Linked DNA regions of Homo sapiens: region 2 is linked to region 1. A link is a loop called in an ENCODE intact Hi-C map of the cell type or tissue named here. Cell type or tissue: heart right ventricle. All regions are shown on one strand. Each heading gives the region's core, and the rest is flanking DNA. Links, peaks and the distances in the headings are about the cores only.

Region 1 (2,919 bases), core at 240-2,739:
AAATGCAAGACTTGTAATCCTAAGAGAAACATAGTCTAGTATAAAACGCTGGCACTGACTGGGCGTGGTGGCTCATGCCTGTAATTCCAGCACTTTGGGAGGCCGAGGCGGGTGGATCACTGAGGATAGGAGATTGAGACCAGCCTTGCCGACGTGGTGAAACCCCGTTTCTACTAAACATACAACAAATTAGCCAGGTGTGGTGGCGCACACCTGCAATCCCAGCTATTCGGGAGGCTGAGGCAGTATAATCGCTTGAACCCAGCAGGCGGAGGTTGCAGTGAGCCCAAATAGCACCACTGCACTCAGCTTGGGCAACAAAAGCGAAACTCTGGTCTCAAAAAAAAAAAAAAAAAAAAACACACTGGCACTAACAGAACCTGATTTGCTTTTACTAAAAAATAATTACAAGGGTATGTTTATTTGCCCAGAAATGTACCTCAAAGTAATCCAAATGTTGATGAAGGGATGTTCTCATTACAGAAGTATTTAAGTTAATAAACAAAGAAGGAATGATAGGATTAGAATACCTATTTTTGAAATTCCTAACTAAATAATGCATCCCTGGACATTAAAAAAAAAGTCCGTGCAAAATTCAAATATCACAAAGAATAGAATCAAACTCACTATTTCACATGTCTACAAGCACTTTGTTTCCAATTTGGTAGCTTCTGATAATAGCTTTTAAATGATGATGCTTTTAGTGATAGTCACAGGATATAAAACAAGAAGATAAAGGACATGCAAAGAAAACGTCTGGAACCACACACCCGAAACTGTTAACAGGAGCTTCTTGGGAGTGGCGGTGGGTGGGACAGCTTTCTACACATCTGTGTTCTATTTTTAAAGTTTATTATTTATATGTATTTTTATTTTGAGATGGAGTCCCACTCTGTCACCCAGGCTGGAGTGCAGTGGAACGATCTCGGCTCACTGCAACCTCTGCCTCCTGGGTTCAAGGGATTCTTCTGCCTCAGCCTCCAGAGTAGCTGGGATTACAGGCATGCACCACCACTCCTGGCTTAGTTTTATACTTTTAGTAGAGACGGGGTTTCACCATGTTGGCTAGGCTGGTCTCGAACTCCTGACCTCAAGTGATCTGCCTGCCTCAGCCTCCCAAAGTGCTGGGATTACAGGTGTAAGCCACTACACCCGGCCAAGTTTATTATTTCCATAATCAAAACTTTTAACAAAGACAAGATAGGGAAGCCAAGCTAGGAAGGAACTAAATTTAGAAACAGAATCAAACACATGAACAGAAATGAGGCTTCTGTTTATGTATTTGCAAAAAATTTCTATACTTTGCACCCATATCTCTGACTACAGGGACCACTTTTGTCATTGGTACTAATTTGTTTACAGGTTCTGATCTACAATCATAAAAGAGTGACTGTACAGTCTTCAAAGTGCCTTCCACATAACTGAGAAGTAACTTAAGCCCTGGAAGAATTAGGGTCCCTAAACTTGGCAGTCTTTGGTACCCATGGGCGGCTCAGTGCACTGGGGTTATTACCATTCTGAAAGAATGCTAAGTAAACCACAAATGCTTAGAAAATCTATCATACAGTACTGACGGCAATCTGAAGCAGAACCAGTAGGTGGCGCACTAAAACAGGCATTAGAGACCAGGACACCGGCAGTAAATCAATCCAGTTGGCCAACCTCGGGGTCTTTAAACCTAGTGGGTTTTAACCAGGCTCAGGAATTCTATTAATCATTTTATGTGGGTATCACAGAGAAGAGGAGGCTCTAAATGTGGTTCTATTTTTTTCTGACGACTATTTTCCAATCATAAACACATTTACATCTTCATTATATTTAACTAGCTTAGCTAGCTTTAGAAATACATTAGCTAGTCTTAGAAATACATTCTAATGCTAAACTAAGCAATACCAGGATAACAAAACTGCATCCAAAAGGGGGGGGAAGGGCAAAATTGTTTTTATGAAAAATTCTAAGTTATTGAGGTGCTTAAAAGCAAAAATATACAGGAACATCACCACCGCCAAAATAATTTTCCATAACTGGAGCAAATGCCATCTTCCCCAGCTGTGTTATTTTGCAGAGAAAGGCCAATAAAAATGAATGGTCCTCAAAAAGGAGAAACAGATTTCCCTTCATGCTCTTTCCACCTGCACTTCTGACTTTTCAGATGTTAAAATAAGGGTCAAATTTCTGTCAAAATGCAAGACTGCGTGATTATAGATTAAAAGGGTTGGTGAATCATTGACATGAAGTTTCAGAAGTAATGCAGTCCTGCTTTGGAGCCCTATCCAGTGGTGTCTGAGACCTATGCACAATGGCTTTATGGAGTGGGGAGCGGGGCTGCAGGTGAGCTGCAGGGCTTAGAAACACACACACAGTCCTTCATGGAAGACGAGGTTAGGGGGTTACTAAACCTCCTCTGAAAGCAGCTTGCCTGGAGGCTAGAGCATGATTTATTACAGAAACGACCTTACAGACAACTGCCTGCCCCTTCCTGAGGGAGGAGGAAGGTGGAGAGAGAATGTGTACGTATCAGGAGCAGTTTCCTGTTTCTTGGGGTTAGAGCAAGACCTGCCTCTGACGTTCTCCCTTCTCATCTCCCTATTTCTTCCTTTCTCCATGCCCTCATTTCTTCCCACAGATCCTCAAAGGGTGCCTGCATTATCTTCCCCAACCCAGGACTGACCCCGAGGCTCCAAATCACCTGCCTTCCTCCAAGCAAACTTCCGTCTCCCAGCTGACCTCGGCTAGGCATACGGAGCAATACACTAACACACCATCGCTAAGCCTCCCTTTCAACTCTTCTAAGTTTTTGGATTTTTCAAAGAGAAAACATGTTATCTTCCCCTACCCTTACTCCCCAAAGGAACTTAAGGCAAAAAAAGAAAAAAAAAAAAGGCGGTGTGTGCATGTGTGTGTGTAATTCTTGGCTAG
Region 2 (2,919 bases), core at 106-2,605, 150 kb after region 1:
GTCACAACCATGAATCCCAGGGACAAAGGAACAGAGGTAGAGGGATTCCAAGGACAGAGAAGCTGGTCAGTGACAAGATGGGAAATTTGTATTCCAGACACTTGGGGGCTGTAAGAAAAAGTGCATCTGTTTTTATTAGATGCTAGAAATGGCTTTGAACGGTATCTAAGTGAAACTGCAAACACAGCTGAGAAAATCCCAGCTCTGTCTGGTTCCTCAGAAACTCCACCCCCTCTTTCTCCGGAGGGCTCTCTAGTTACAAATGGCTCACTGAACACCCTCCCACTGGCTTGTTTCTAATACTCTGGAGTAAGACAATTCTTCCATTTGTTCAACTATTTCTCAGATGTCAGATCATAAAATTATACTTCTTGAAAATCACTTATTCTTGAACATTTCCTCTCTGAATTGATTTTACAGTTACAGCATTTTATGTAAATCATTTTACATTTCTTTCTTTCCTTCTTTTTTTAGAGACAGGTCTCTCTCTGTCAACCAGGCTACAGCTGGAGTGTAGTGGCACAATCATACTCACTGCAGCCTCTAACTCCTGGGCTCAAGTGATCCTCCTGCCTCAGCCTCCCAAGTAGCTGGGACTGCAGGCATGCACCACCATGCCCAGCTGCTTTTTAAAATTTTTTGTAGAGAAGGGCCTCTCTATGTTGCCCAGGCTGGACTCAAACTCCTGGCCTCAAGTGAGCCTCCTGCCTTAGCCTCTCCAAGTGCTGAGATTACAGGTGTGAGCCACTGGACCAGGCCTATTTCTTTTAAAAGTTTGAAGATAGATAGTATTTTAAGCCTTTGCCTTCCTTATATATTTTTCTATTAAACGTTGCATGGAGAAATGCTTCTGCTGAATAATCAAAATAATCATCCACCTTTATGATTTTTGATGCATAATAACATAATCTTCACATCTTAGATATGTATCATATATACTATGGTACACTTTCCTATTTATACTTTTCTTATACATTTAAAAAAACTACTGAATATGTACCTGTAAAACCCTTTAGTAATGCAAAGTGTATGTGTGAATTGGTGTACATGGATGTATGTGATCTATACATTCATTAAATAATGAACCACTTACTATACACCATGCCCTGTGGAAACTCAATGCTAAAAACTCATAATCCTTGTCTGCTAGGGATACTATATCAAATGGACATTGCCTTGATCATTTCTGAAAAGTCCCAAATTAGAAAAATATTGGATGTCAAAAGCATATCTTAAAGCCAGAGGCACAGAACTCAAAGGACTTTTCTCTTATAAAAATTTTATATCTTTAATACAAGTTGTCTTCCCAAAATGACTGAATGTATACTATACCTCAGATATAACTAGATTTAGTATAAGTTAATTCAGTTTACCAATACATTTATGGTTTACTTTGTGAGAAACTAGAATCCAAAAGTGAGTAAGACCTATCTCCTGCTCGCAAGCAACACATAGTCTGGTAGGTGAGGCAAACCGGTAAACACATGACTGCCAGCAGGCACAGTGGGCGCAGAGTCACTCAGGAAGGCTTCATGGAGAGTGCTGGTCACCTATGCACCAAGTACGTGGTGTTGCTAAGCGACAAACCAGGAAGCCCGGAGCACATTTCCCACTGACTGAGCTCTCGCAGTAGAAGAGGAAGGTTCTGCCTGTCCTGCTCTTCTGATCTGCTGATCAGGTGTGGAGTAGCACCAGCTTCAAGGTGGTAGGTCCATGGCCCAGAGCACAGGCTGAATGACTTGTCAAACCAGGACTTCCTGCCAACGCAATTCTGCAGGCTAACTTCCTGTTTTTGTTTTTGCTGTTTTTCTTTTTTCATCAGGAACCAGGCAGGGGAGCTTGGTTTTCTTCCACTGACACCACCATCGATTTCTTCCCTTCTTTGGCCCATTGTGCAGCTGAGAGAGGCCCAAGAAACTCATTAAGAGCTTCCCACTGCCTTCAGGATACCATGTAACCTCCCTTCAGGGCTGGGTCTCATCCACCTCTTCATCTTGCCCTCAGCCAGGCCCCATAATGTTCTCTGTGCTGCAGCCATGCCACACTCCTTGTGGTTCCTCAGACATGCCACACTCTTCAGCCTTTTCTCCAATCTCTTTTACATGCTCTTCCTTTGCCCGAAAATAATTTCCCTCCTACTCTTGGCCTGCTGAAGCCTCGTCAAGCTTCAGGCCTCAGCGTGCATGTCATTTCCTCAGGAAGGTCTTTGCTGGCCGCTACGATGAGGTAGCTCCTAGATGACCCAGCACTTCCCTTATCTGAGTCCTCATTAAACCTCATGGTGACCTTTCTTCTCCAAGCTGCAGGGGAGGGCACAGACCACATCTGACTGGCTCATCCTTGTATTTCCAGGGCCGGCCTATAATTTGGTGGATTCAGGTCCAGCTTCCTGGGTGGGGGACCTGTGGAGTTACACAGGGACTCATGCTTAGACAGGTGGCTTTAATGCTTGGCTTAATGCTGCTGTCATCTAGAAAGTTCTTTTTTCGTTTTCTTTTTTTTTTTTTTTTTGAGACAGGGTCTAGCTCTGTCGCCCAGTCTGGAGTGCAGTGGCACCATCTCGGCTCACTGCAACATCTGCCTCCCGGGTTCAAATGATTCTCTTGCCTCAGTCTCTCGAGTAGCTGGGATTACAGGTGCCCACCACCAGGCCTGGCTAATTTTTTGTATTTTTAGTAGAGACGGGGTTTCACTATGTTGGCCAGGCTGGTCTTAAACTCCTGACCTCAAGTGATCTGCCCACCTTGGCCTCCCAAAGTGCTCAGATTACTCGAGTGAGCCACTGTGCCTGGCTGCTATCTAGAAAAGTCTTAATTTTTGAACAAGAGGCCCCATATTTTCATTGTGCACTGAGCCTCACATATTATGAAACTGATACTACATGGATGAATAAATAAATCAATGGATATGTATTAATCC

The links. Peaks named below come from ENCODE experiments on the same cell type or tissue, not always from the same donor. Only the 100,000 strongest peaks of a DNase experiment are listed, where the experiment ranks them.
Region 2: it touches region 1 in a loop (2.2-fold over the local background); 14 of 110 quality-filtered maps call a loop at or near these places.

What each region holds. Positions count from the first base shown.
Region 1 is chr4:38,674,398-38,677,316 of GRCh38, reverse strand. All of the region lies in intron 1 of KLF3 (KLF transcription factor 3), which reads right to left. Among named protein-coding and RNA genes, the nearest start is that of KLF3-AS1, 11 kb to the right of the region's middle. RefSeq lists a silencer at 1,659-1,708. In heart right ventricle, for the core only: a CTCF peak has its summit at 1,595 (motif pointing right); a DNase peak (open chromatin) is centred at 1,576; H3K4me3 peaks cover 557 bases; H3K27ac peaks cover 2,251 bases.
Region 2 is chr4:38,528,628-38,531,546 of GRCh38, reverse strand. No RefSeq gene overlaps it. Among named protein-coding and RNA genes, the nearest start is that of LINC01258, 6.9 kb to the right of the region's middle. RefSeq lists an enhancer at 1,910-2,139. In heart right ventricle, for the core only: no CTCF peak of the experiment used is centred there; DNase peaks (open chromatin) are centred at 1,597 and 2,214; H3K27ac peaks cover 1,540 bases.